2 separate regions of the Homo sapiens genome follow, and region 2 is linked to region 1. Evidence: chromatin contacts called from ENCODE Hi-C or POLR2A ChIA-PET data. All regions are on one chromosome and are shown on one strand. Each heading gives the region's core, a stretch centred on a gene start or an enhancer-like site at or near the end of the contact. The rest is flanking DNA. Distances are from core to core; before and after follow the strand shown.

Evidence for each region. A loop is a pair of places that touch in the nucleus more often than their neighbours do. ChIA-PET counts read pairs that join two places held with the same protein, here RNA polymerase II (POLR2A). Pooled maps may share reads with other maps.
Region 2: a map of chondrocyte shows a loop between it and region 1 (3-fold over the local background). The contact joins the enhancer-like site here to the promoter of CPNE1 in region 1. A Hi-C loop is called at or near these places in 1 of 168 maps with a recorded cell type or tissue (chondrocyte) and 6 of 50 pooled maps. POLR2A ChIA-PET finds 5 or more read pairs at or near these places in 2 of 52 experiments (MCF 10A and activated naive CD8-positive, alpha-beta T cell).

What each region holds. Positions count from the first base shown.
Region 1 is chr20:35,660,876-35,667,230 of GRCh38, reverse strand. It overlaps CPNE1 (copine 1), which reads left to right and starts at 2,331. Exons shown (of 16, transcript NM_152925.3): 1 at 2,331-2,471. It overlaps RBM12 (RNA binding motif protein 12), which reads left to right and starts at 2,331. Exons shown (of 3, transcript NM_006047.6): 1 at 2,331-2,471. RefSeq lists enhancers at 2,363-2,412, 1,994-2,498, 2,683-2,792, 3,113-3,162, 3,003-3,508 and 1 more and a silencer at 2,470-2,764.
Region 2 is chr20:35,303,515-35,309,869 of GRCh38, reverse strand. UQCC1 (ubiquinol-cytochrome c reductase complex assembly factor 1) reads left to right here. Exons shown (of 10, transcript NM_018244.5): 9 at 3,091-3,204; 10 at 5,801-6,355. The coding sequence ends at 5,935. Among named protein-coding and RNA genes, the nearest start is that of FAM83C, 14 kb to the right of the region's middle. RefSeq lists enhancers at 3,870-4,164, 3,257-4,456, 4,748-5,568. Within about 2 kb of position 4,034, at least 15 of the 41 ENCODE cell types and tissues checked have a DNase peak (open chromatin) inside an H3K27ac peak, as active enhancers do.

The sequences.
Region 1 (6,355 bases), core at 1,082-3,581:
AGGTGGAGGTTGCAGTTAGCTGAGATTGTGCCACTGCACTCCAGCCTAGATGACAGAGTGAGACTCTGTCTCAAAAAAAAAAAAAAAAAACAACAAAAGAAAACTATGGTACATTTGTCAAAACTTAGAGGTTAACATTGGTATATTAGTATTAATGAAACGTGATTTTCTAAAATTATTAAAGATTTTTTTATAGAGACTGGGCCTGTGTTGCTCAGGCTGGTCTTGAAGCAATCCTCTTGCCTCTTGGCCTCCCAAAATGCTGGGATTACAGGTGTGAGGCACTATGCCCGGCCTAAACTTCAGATTTTATTCAGCTTTCACCAGTTTTCCTGTCTTTTTTCTGTTCCAGGATCCAACCCTGGATGCTACATTGCATTTAGTAGGTTTTGTTTTTAATGGACTATGTTTTACCTACACAGAGCAAACCTATAAAAACCTATAAAGCATAGGTTTAGTTTAACAGTGTGGCCTGGTTTTCCAACTTGCTGTTTTTGGCATACTGGGCTAGCACCAGTCCAGTCTGCCATAGAAATCCCGAAAGGTTGTTGGAATTGTGATAATTTCAACCTTTTTTTTCTTTTTTTTAAGTGATAGGGTCTTGCTCTTGTTACCTGAGCTAAAGTGCAGTGATGCAATCATAGCTCACTGCAGCCTCGGACTCCTGGGCTCAAGGGATCCTCCTGCCTCTAACTCCCGAGTAGCTAGGACTACAGACTTAAGCCACCACATCCAGCTTTTAATTAGCAGGGGCATGAAGTTCGGGGGGCTAGGCCCAAAGCGGCTTGAGAACAGCTTTCTTTTTTTTTTTTTTTGAGATGTAGTCTCGCTCTCCTGATGGTCTCCATCCCCTGACCTCGTGATCCTCCCACCTCGGCTTCCCAAAGTGCTGGGATTACAGGCGTAAGCCACCACGCCCAGCCAGAGAATAGCTTTTTCTATAATAAAATAATACTATAGTGAAGCCGTGGAGGGGTCACGATGGATTTAATTTTTTTTTTTTTTTTGAGACGGAATCTTGCTCTGTCGCCTAGGCTGGAGTGCTATGGCGTTATCTTGGCTCACTGTAACCGCCACCTCCCGGATTCAGGCGATTCTCCTGCCTCAGCCACCCTGGTAGCTGGGACCACAGGCGCCAGCCAGCACGCCCAGCTAATGTTTGTATTTTTAGTAGAGACGAGGTTTCGCCATGTTGGCCATGCTGGTCTTGAACCCCTGACCTCAGGTAATCCGCCCGCCTCGGCTTCCCAAAATGCTGGGATTACAGGCGTGAGCCACTGCGCCCTGCCCTAGATTAAAACTCTTTTTTTGTTTTTTTTTCTGAGACGAAGTTTCGCTTTTGTCATCCAGGGTGGAGTGCAATGGCGCCATCTGGGCTCACTGCAACCTCCACCTCCCGGGTTCAAGCGATTCTCCTGCCTCAGCCTCCCAAGTAGCTGGGACCACAAGCACCGCCACCACACCCAGCTAGTTTTTGTATTTTTAGTAGAGGCTGGGTTTTGCCTTGTTGGCCAGACCGGTCTCGAACTCCTGACCTCATGATCCGCCCTTCTCGGACTCCCAAAGTGCTGGGATTATAGGCGTGAGCCACCGCGCTCGGCCTGTATAAACTTTTTTTTTTTTTTTTTTTTTTTTTGAGATGGAGTCTTGCTCTTTCGCCCAGGCCGGAGTGCAGTGGCGCAATCTCGGCTCACTGCAAGCTCCGCCTCCCAGGTTCACGCTATTCTCCTGCCTCAGCCTCCCGAGTAGCTGGGACTACAGGTGCCCGCCACCACGCCCGGCTAATTTTTTGTATTTTTTAGAAGAGACGGGGTTTCACCGTGTTAGCCAGGATGGTCTCGATCTCCCGACCTCGTGATCCGCCCGCCTCGGCCTCCCAAAGTGCTGGGATTACAGGCGTGAGCCACCGCGCCCGGCCCCCGGCCTGTATAAACTCTTAAATGGGAAAAAAGAATCAGGTTTTGGCTGTTTTGTCAGGATATAATAACTAGCCACCACGTTGTGGTCCATTTAATCCTCAAAAAACTTAGAGGTAAGCACAATTCGCTCCTTCCGCGGAAACTGGAAGACGTGAAGCAATTTGCACAGTCTTGCAGTGAAGGGCCAAGCTAGACACTCATACCCAGCCCACCCGCCAGGGCCACTAGCCCAAGGTCGGTCCTGTGCGCCAACAGTCGCAAGCAGGGACTGAATATCCCCCTCTTAGCACAAAACCCAGTAACTTCCGGGAGATCGCCCGAGACCGTCAGCGCGCTTGCGCGGCCCCTTGACGTCAACCACGCCGTTCCTCCCCCTTCTGGAACGCGGAGCCGCTGAGCGGGCCGACGGCCATTTTGTGAAGCGGCGAAGGAGGTGGTGGCTGCGTTGGGCTCCGGGAAGCCGTTCGGGCTGGGGCTGTCGGCCGCGGGGCGGAGGCACTCGCGCGGGGGGTAATTCGGGGTCTGGGTTCTGGTGCCGCGCAGCTTTCCCCGGTAAGACTCCCGCAGCCCCTGAACGGGTGGGGCTGTGCGGGGCTCGTGGTGCCCCTTGGTGGCCCGGGGCGGGGCCTTCGGAGGCCTTCGAGCCCGCGGCAACTAGCGCCCCACACAAAGGGTCGAGGCAGGGCTGCAGGGGGAGTGGGATGCCACTTAGGCCTCTGAGATCTGAGAGGATGCAAGGAGGACGCAAGAGGATGAGCCTGCGTACCGAAGTGGGGACGAGGCCATAGCGAGGACTCCCCCGTGGTCTGAGAGGGGGCAGGCCAGAGCTGGCTGGCTCAGCGGCCTGCGAGCTAACGGGGACTGCAGTAAAAACACGCCTACATCCCGAGTACGGAGGATTTCTTGTCTCCCCCAGTGAAGCAGAGGTTATAACTACATCTCTGTGCCTGGAGGTGGGGAGATAATCGTAGTGAGGACACTCCTTCAACCCGAAATGGAAAGGAGGCCTTTGTGGCCTACCAGCAAAAGGGGACCCAGGTCACACCTGTGGGGAGGAAGCTGTAGTCGGTACACTCCTGTGAGTTCAGAAAGGAAGTGTCACAACCGGCCGCCTTCGTGGCCTGAAGGTGGAGGGGTTTGCAGTGAAATGCCTCCGAGGTCCATTGCTGGGGAGGGGCTTTACTCGAGGGTGTAGCAGTTTTGAGAAGCCGGCGTCTGAAGCTAGGAGGTGAGGGGGTGGGGTGAGTACGCCTCCTGAGGCTCTGAGAATTGTAGTAAGATGCCAGGCCTTTGGTCCCCCAGTAGGGAAGGGGCTGCTGTGAGCAGCACATTTACGGCTCCCTCGGGAGAGGATCCTGTGGCATTTCAGGAGGACGAGATCCAGTGGGCTGCGGAGGGTGGGTGCTTTTGATGGAGAGTTAATTGAGTTTCTCTGAAGCTTGGCTGCATTAGTTTGCAGCCACGTGAATTGGGTGGTGGGAGGGACTTTGAGGATCTACAGGTTAGTGACGGGGTTGGACGCCAGTGCAGCAGGCTTAGCTGCTAGGTTGTAAACGTACGGGCTTTTTGTGTGCCTCCAACGTGTGCTTTATAGTGACAAATCTGAGGGGCTCTTGTGAGGGTTACTCAGTATTAAGTGCTAAACATTTACTCATCTGCGTGGTGTCATGCTGAGAATTGCAGACTTTAAGAGATTTCTGGGCCCTAAAACCCTCCTTGGCTCCAGGATTCTCAGAGATAACCTAATATAAATTGAAGAAGTTGGTAGGGACCGTTTTATATTATTCAATAATAGAGTCAGTATAACCCACTGGAAAAAAGTGTGATGGCAACTGAAGGTTTGTTGAAGGGAGAGGCTAGGCTTGTGACTGCAGTATTTTAGAGCTTCTTGCTTGAATGGTTTGAAATGGTGTAATTTTTGCAAAATGCAGTCTTAGCAACAAGAATTGTCTGGGACCTTGTTAACTAGTGTATATTGTTAATGCATCTCAGAGCATTTGCAGTCGAGAAAAATCCCTCAAGTCTGGACACATAGGGAAATCTTGTTTTTTAAATTATAGAACTACAATACAAGACTGGTTGTACTTGTTTTTGAAATTTGGCAGTTTTGATAAGAATGGAGGATTTCTGGATTTAGTGGAAAGTGTGCAGACATTTTCAAAGAGTATAAAAAGTTGGGAAGAACTGTTACAGGTGGTTCAAATAACGTTATGGTAATTTATGAAGAAAGTGAAATGTTTGGCGTGTTTATACAAAACAATGAAGATGTGCTTAGTATATATTATTGGACAGATTTTTAATGAAACAGGGAATACATTTTTATATATGCTCGATTAAATGTGATTACTTTGCTTATGGATTGTAATGTATAATTTTCATTTTCTTTATGTTCAAATCTGTTAGATGAAAAATGTGAAGCTTTAGAAATAATTGTGTGGTTACTTGCAACGTATTGTTACATGCTAATACCAGTACTCTTTGGGCTTCTTTCACCTTCTTTGACACGTCAAATGTTTTGATGATTGAGTATTGAGAGTTTGGGAGTTGTTAGTACAGTCTTTAGGTGTGAAACTTGATGTTGTGGGCCAGTGTGTTCCAGGTGCTGGAATCCAGTGACAGTGTTGATAGTTTTTACTCCATTTTGCAGAGAGCCATTCTGTCATTGTATGAATGTATGTTTTCTTCTGTAGATGTTGTAGGAAGAACCAAGTGTCAGTAGTTGGTTGCACAAAAGATGCTTTTAGATGTCCCTCCCTAAAATGCAGAGACTGATGATGTCCACTTTTATATCTTTTGTCTGGCCCACAAGTGCTTAATAGTAAATGTTCATGGAGTAAAGGAATATTGTTAAATGTTTTCAACTAAACAGAAAAGATAATTTTATCTAAACTACAGTTTTATCAGATTTTACTACCACACCCATATACCTTTTGGTTTGCACAAAATTTAATTAAGTTTAAAGCCAGCTTTTAAGACTCAAAAACAGAGTGAATGTGGTTGTTTAGGTTAGAAGTATAATTTTGCTCTGAAGTGAAAATGAAGGTAGCAACATTTTTGTTGGCATTTGGGGGGATTGAAACATAACTTAATATTTTTGACAGGAGGAATATCTTATTTAGAAATGTCTTCTGATTTGCTGCCTTTGAGTACGGAATGGAGGTTAATGGAAAAATTGAGTAATGCGTTATAAAAAGTACACATCTCCATCAGTGTCAGAATAATTTTTTCATTAAGAGTGATCCCAGACTTTGATATATGGTCCATTTGGGAATGGGGAACAAAATCAAGTGGCTGAAACTGTGGTTGTTTCATAATGTTTATTATAATGTGATTATACTGTTTTTAGCATTGTGCCCGTTGTGATTGGTTCTCTGTTGCTAATCTCTGAGGTGAACATTTGAGAGTTTGTTTCTTTTGGATCTGAAGAACCTAGCTCTGCTGTACCCTGGTTCTTGTTGATTAAAGAGTGATAACTGAACAAAGTTAAAGTTCACTTTTGGATGTTTACTACCAGATGAAGAGTGAAAATAGTCGTTTTAGTTTGTGCCTTGACTTCTTGATGAAGAGATTTGTTGTCAGACATTTTTTTCTGAAATTCCAAGTGATTAGAATGGCTAGTAAATACGAAAGTCTGTCTTGCCATAATATGTTAAATTTTTGTAGCAGATACTTGTGATTTGTGCATGCATCCGGTATTTTGTCAAGTTGAAGCAAGCCTTTATGTTAGGACTAATTCCTGATAATATGAATGGAAAACATACTAAAGCCAGCTTCTTGTTTTAGATCTTCTGAAGTATATCAGTGGCTTTAATGACAAATCAGGCCCATTTTCTCCTTTCCTATCATTATGCTGTATGTATAGATAGAATATGTATTTTAGATGTTTTATTGTTTAGTTATTATTTTAGTCTTATCCTTCTAAAGTTCAGCAAAGCTTTAGGTAAATGGCGTGGATTTTTGAAATCCTGCATTCAGTCGCTAGCTGACATTTAGAATACAGGAATAGTAGTTTCCTGGAAAACAGTGACACTTATGTTAAATTCTTGTGGTTTTTACAAAGTGAGGTGTCAACACAGAAGTATTTCAGTTCTATTTCCATTTACCTTTCCCTTTTGAAGAGGTATAATACCAAGGGTTGTGAAGTTCTGACTTGTAGCATCAACTTTCTGCATGGTTTTCCTTGGTATGGGGTGGGGTGGGTATTCCTCTTTGCTGAAATAGAAGAGAATCATAAATTTCTATCTGGATTGATTTTGTGCTTTAAGTTGTACACATAAAACTTGAACTAGGCATTTGTCAAATTCAGCTGGGCCTTTCAGCCTTGCCTTGTGGAATGAGAAATATCTTCCTTTTAAAGGTAATTTCTGGTAACCTTTTAGAAATTTTTGAGAGTAGACCTGGTGAGTTCCCTTTGAGCTTAACTGGCTGACCCCAGA
Region 2 (6,355 bases), core at 2,785-5,284, 360 kb after region 1:
CCTGAGAGCTCAGACCATATTGCTGTGACTCTTGTGTTCCTAGCATCATGCTGAGCACATAGTGATGTCAAATCAATCTTCACTGAGTGGAACTCTGCCACTTTAAACCCTTAATCAGAACTAGAACCCTCCAAAGCTGAAACAATCCCCTTGGCTTCCTCTCAGTTACTCTAGACCTAGGTGTCTTAATTTCTGAAGGATGCTTCATTGTGTCACGAGGGAAAACAAGTAGGCACCCGATTAGATTGGGGGGAAATTATGCTGTGCCCTCATGTTTGGTTCCCAGGACCCTTCTTCCAGTTCTGCTTTCTTAGTTTGAAATGTGCACCCTCAGATTAGTCTCTCATTTGTTTTCACTGCCTTACACTAGCAGTGTGGTGGGAAGAAGGCTGAAGTTGTGTTCGTTGATTTATTCAGCTATTCTTTTTTTTTTTCCTAAGACAGGGTCTCACTCTGTTGCCCAGGCTGGAGTGCAGCAGTGTGATCACAGCTCACTGTATCCTCAACCTCCCCAGGCCCAGGTGATCATCCCACCTCATCCTCCCGAGTAGCTGGGACTACACTTGTGTGCCACCATGCCTGGCTAATTTTTATATTTTTTTGTGGAAACAGTTTCGCCATGTTGTCCAGGCTGGTCTTGAACTCCTGGGCTCAAGTGATCCACCCAGCTTGGACTCCCAAAGTGCTGGGTATTCAGCCATTCTGATTGCTCTCCCACTCTATGCCAGGTTCTGTATTCTGACTAGAGTGGGTCAGTCATCATCCCCCACCTCATCAATGCATGCTGGTTCTAGTTCAGCCATCAGTTAGCTAGCCTCTAAGCCTCAGTTTACTTATCTTTCAAATGGGGATATAGGCCAGGTGCGGTGGCTCACGCCTGTAATCCCAGCACTTGGGAGGCCGAAGCAGGCAGATCACTTGAGGTCAGGAGTTCGAGACCACCCTGGCCAACATGGTGAAACCCTGTCTCTACTAAAAATACAAAAAATTAGCCGGGTGTGATGGCACATGCCCGTAGTCCCAGCTACTTGGGAGGCTGAGGCAAGAGAATCACTTGAACTTGGGAGGCAGAGGTTGCATTGAGCCAAGATCATGCCACTGCACTTCAGCCTGGGTGACAGAGTGAGACTTCATCTCAAAACAAAACAAAACAAAGCAAAGCAAATGGGAATATAATATCTATTCTACTTGGCAAACATAATCATTAGGAGCTAGGCGTGTGAGGGAACCCTAACAGTCTGAAACAGTTGGGTTGTTCTCACTATTAGTGGGTCCTGAGTCATCCTTTTCCTTCTGATGGCTCAGGAATTCCTGATTATGAATTTGCCCCTTCCCAGCCATCTCACCCGCTGCTAAAGTTGCCTGTTTTCCCATCCTGGGCTCTGCCCATTCTCCAGGTCCCCATAACACGCGCTCCCAATCCCATTCCTTTCTGCACAGCACATGTGGGTTGCTGCCAGCAGCGCTCTGGCATGTGCCCAGGCACAGCAGACACAGGCACGCTGTTGTGCTAGCAAATCGTTTGCAGAAGGGTGATGTGCCTGAGCTTGTCCTCTGCTCCTGTCCCCATGTGCCAGAAAAAGCCAGTTTTCCTGACTCAGCCATTGTGCCAGGACAGTCCTAAGCTGTGGAACCGTAAGGAGGGTTTATCAGAGAGCATTTGGAACAGGTGGAATGTTTTTCTACCAAACTGTCAGCACCCCATACTGGACATGGCCCTTGTTGGCAGCAGGCCTGGAGCCAGACCTCACATACCACAATGCCCAAGAGGACAGACCACAATAAAATGTCGAATAAAGTGATCCTGGGTCTTTGGGTAATGTTTACCACTTACAGAGCCATTCATGGCCAGTATCTCTTAATTCTCACAGCAACTCTGTGGGATAGGTATTATTAGGCTTGTTTGACTCATGAAAAACTGAGGCTCAGGAATGGCTAATAGCTTCTTAAAGGCCGCATGGCCATCAAGTGACACAGCTGGCATTCGAACTCTGTGCTCTGGCTCCCAGACCCCACGGTTTTGACTGTATCCCCGCTGTCTGCCAAAGCATGCTCCTAATCTTTGTATCCAACAGATTACACTTAACAAATAGTTCAAGAATGCTATAAGTAGAGCAGGTAACTTCATCTGTTTTGAAGAAGTAGAAGATTGAGACTTTGGTTTAGTCAGCTGCCACCATCACTGATCTTGGCAGAGGTGGAATTAGGACTTGATCTCCCTTCTAACTCCAAGTCAGCACATCGATTCCACACACTACCTTGGCACCTGGACAGAGCAACTTCTCAGGGCCTGTTCCATCAGCCACCTTCACCCCAGGAAGCAAGACTCTCAGCCCTCCCTCCTCTAGAGGTCCAAGCTAGAAAATGTCCTTAGCTGGTGGCTGGGGCTCTTATTTTGCTCTGTAATCTTTAAGCTTCCCAACAGAAGTCTCCTCTGCCAAAAGAGGCAGCGTTAGGCACACACACACATGCAAGCTCTGAGCCTGGCCCTCTGTGGCCCCAGCAATCCTGCTGAACATCCTGTTCCCCTACTTAGGGAGAGGCTGGGCCCAGAGTTGGGTAAGAGTGAAGACAAGGTAGCTGGCTCCCTTCCCCCAAGGACCAGTTGCCTTGCCTTGGTCCTTGGACCAAGCAAGAAGGCACAGTCCATGCCCACCTCCATTCCTGGGAGAAACATACATTCACAATATTCCCAGCCCGTGCCCTGTGGACAGCAGGGGGAGCATTGCTGCTATGGACAGCAGGGGGAGCATTGCTGCTACTGTTTCTCTTCTCAGCCTCTCAAGTGTTGCCTGGGCCAGGCGCAGTACGGAGTACTGCCTGAGTCCCAGCTCTGCATCACCTAACTGGTGGCTTGGCCCCTCTGGACCCCCTGTTCTCCCTCTGTATGTAATAAAATGAAGGGATTGGGCCAGATACCCTTGTAAGACCCCTTCCACCTCTACTGTGTGACTGCCCCATTTTCCTCTTGTGCGTGGAGGGCCCTTCTGAGCTGATTCCATGGTTGCTAGCATGTTCATAGTATCCCCACCGTCTGTGTCCTGGCTCTGTGGATCCCTCAGGAGACCACTGCTGTGCTGTATGTTCCAGGGGATCCTTTCAGATGATCATGGGCTGGCCGCTGCCCTCTGGAGAACCTTCTTCAACCGGAAATGTGAAGACCCTCGACATCTTGAATTGCTGGTAGAGTATGTGAGGAAACAGGTGAGTGACCCTTTCCCTCCCCTCCCAAGTCCTGGCAACAGTGGGTCCTCCTCTTGGGCTTTCAGGGGATCATGAGAGGTGGAGTTACCAAGGACCAGCCTGAGAGAATTCTGACCAGATCACATCAGCACTAGACGCTGAAGAAGGAGCGCCTTCTGTATGTCCAACCATGAACTGGGCCAGGGAGCGGGAAATGGGAAGAGAGAGAGAAAGAGGCATCGAGTAGTCTCCTGCCCTCAGGAACTTTGAGTCATTCATTCACTGTGCACCTCATTGCCTACTGTGCGCCCAGTGCTATGCTAGCAGCTGGGCCCACAGAGTCCTGGCAGATATGAGCACGTGGTGTAGTAGCAGCTGCCCACTGTGGACCCCTTCTCTACCCACTTGGATTTGTTTCCTGCTCCTGACTTCCAGCAAAACTGGGCAGCAGGCAGCATTTCACAGACAGCCTCTTCCTGCTAGATGCTCTCCACAGTCAAGTAGAGTCCCCCCACTTCAGTTTCTCACCCCTCTGGCTCCCCAGGGCTCCCCGACATCAAAGCTTCTACGAGAAAGCTCCGCAGTGGGGGCTGCTTACCCACATAGCTGTCCTCAAGCCCCGGGGAATTAATTCCTTGACCTCCCTGCCCTCAGATCCTGTATTGATGGGAAACTCATACTTGATAGATGAGTGAGCTGACTGGCAGCGAAGAGGACATAGAGGCTCTTCCAGGGCCTCCCAGTGAGTCAGCCTGCACAGCTGCCCTAGGGCCCCAAGCTGTGTGATTCATGTGACCACTGAGGCCTCAGCTGCCTCAGACAGCTCAGGCTGTGCCATGAGTCACACCTTTGCTTCATGGCCTGGCCCCTGGAGCTGAAGGGGTGTCACGCCACAGTTACTCTCTTGTTCACTTGTATTCATGGTCTTCAACAACCAGGAAAGGCAAGGCTGGACTTCAGCTCTTGAGAAGACAGGGCCCATAGGACTAGCTTGTTAACTGCTGGAAAAACCACATACTGGGGCTCTGCAGACCCACAGGGTAGAGAATCCCAGGAGCCAGGACTTCTGTTTGACCACTCTTCAAATCTGCTAGAGCCAGGGAGAGGGCACGGCATGGCCAGAGGGCCCCACTCACAGAGAATTCTGATACTCTGTTGACTGGACTCACCCTCAGACGGGAGTAGCAATTCGCAAAGCAAATGCTGTGTTTTCTGAGAGACCTGCCCAACATTTCCATCTGCCATGGTGGGCTTGTGCCAGAAGCCCCAACAAGACACACTGGGACTTCTCCGAGGGCCCTCTAGGAAGGGGCTGCCACAACCATTGTCCCTACAAGAGGTCCCATGTGGCCCCAGTGAGAGGCAGTGGAAAAACCGTGAAGGGGTTCTTGGGAAAGCAGGGAGCTTTGGTGGGGACCCAGTTCTATCAGCAAACCTTTTGAGCACCTGCTGCTCCATGTACTCTTGGGAAAGCAACGATTAATAAGACCCAGTCCTGCCCTCGAGGAGCCAGCTCATGGTTTGGTGAGGAAGCCCAGGCACACGGCTAACCCTGGAGTAAGCCAGCCTGTTATGTGATACAGGGAGGGCAGAGTGCTGAAGGCCGGGAAAGGAAGAGCAGGAGCTGGGCCTTGAGCAGACTGTTTGGTGTGGCCGATGGCCCAAGAGCCAACCAGAGGTTCTGTTGAGATTTTCAACCCAGGAGGTGGGCAGAGGGGTGGCACTGGGGGCAGAAATGGAGTCACTGTAAGGGAGGAGTGGGCTTTAGGGAAGAGATGGCAGGGCAGGTGGGAATCCAGAGCCAAGACACGTGCGAGAGGCTGGGGTTGAGTTCAAGCGTCAGCAGCTGGAAGCGGAAGCAACCAGAGTGGTGGATTCTTGGAAGGGGGAATGACCTAAAGCCTAAGATGAAGTCTCCTGGCCCTGCAGCAGTGGCTTCTCTGGATGATGACCATTTTAATGGCAGAGCTGTCTGCCCCTACTGTCCTAGAGAGGTGATACTGGGGCCCACTGACCAGGGGCCCACTAGAGGACAACAGAGGCATACATATGTTTAAAGCGTGAGTGCCTAGCACTGCATATATGCATATTGTTGAATCTCTTCATGTGTCCTGTGAGGTACCTGTTTCTATCCCCTCTCTCAAGACAAGGGAACTTAAATCTCAGAGAGGGGAAGCTGCCACCCTGGGTAGCAGCACTGGGAAGGGACAGAATCAGGACTCTCACCCAGCAGTGCTGGGGTGGACAGCATGGCTGTGTGCGCTGCAAGCCCTGACTTCCTGGCCTGCAGGAGCTGTCTAGGGAGGGCGTGTAGGGGAGACGTGTCCTTGGGAGGTGTGTGTCTGTCTCCATTCAGAGGTGTGATAGGGAATTCCCTAACTGCCCCCGCCACCCAGCTCCCCAGTGACTGCTTTCTCTGAACCACCTTAGTGAAATTATCTAGGAGATCAGAGACGGCTTGGCCTGGGACGGCTTGGTCTGGGACCTGGGATGGTCAGAAGCCCCCCTCATGCCCCGTCCCCTTCCTTCCTCTCCTCTGGGAGGCTGGTTCCTGACGCTGGCTCCTCACCTCTGCCCTGCCTCTGTCGCTTCCTCCTTCCCCCTCCCCTGGTTGCAGATACAGTACCTGGACTCCATGAACGGGGAGGATCTGCTTCTGACAGGGGAGGTGAGCTGGCGCCCTCTAGTGGAGAAGAATCCTCAGAGCATCCTGAAGCCCCATTCTCCGACTTACAACGACGAGGGACTTTGATGGGCTGGGCCCTCCGCACGGCCCGCCAGCTGGCTTCGAGGAACCTCCAGGAGAGAAGTGCCTGTTGGTCCAGGACCCTGCAGAAAGTGGCCTGAACTGACCTCTGAACAGCATCTGTCAAATACCTGGCCCCATTTGTGTTGAGTTTCCTCTTAGTGTGCCCAGGAGTCTGATCTGCTGGGGTACAGGGCTGGGAGAACCCCTAGCTCTCCCGGGGTGTCCTCTCCCTTAGGGGAAGCCCCGAGTGAGAGTCCCCCAGCACACACTCCCCAACCCCCTCCAGCAACTACATGTGACTGATAGCTTTTCCCAAAGGCCAAGGAAGGGATGGTGTAGGTTCAAAAGGGAAACCCCCCAGGGCCTGCTGTGGCCTAGGAGCAGATTGTAATGCTGCCGAGTCCGGTCGGTGACCACGCGTTG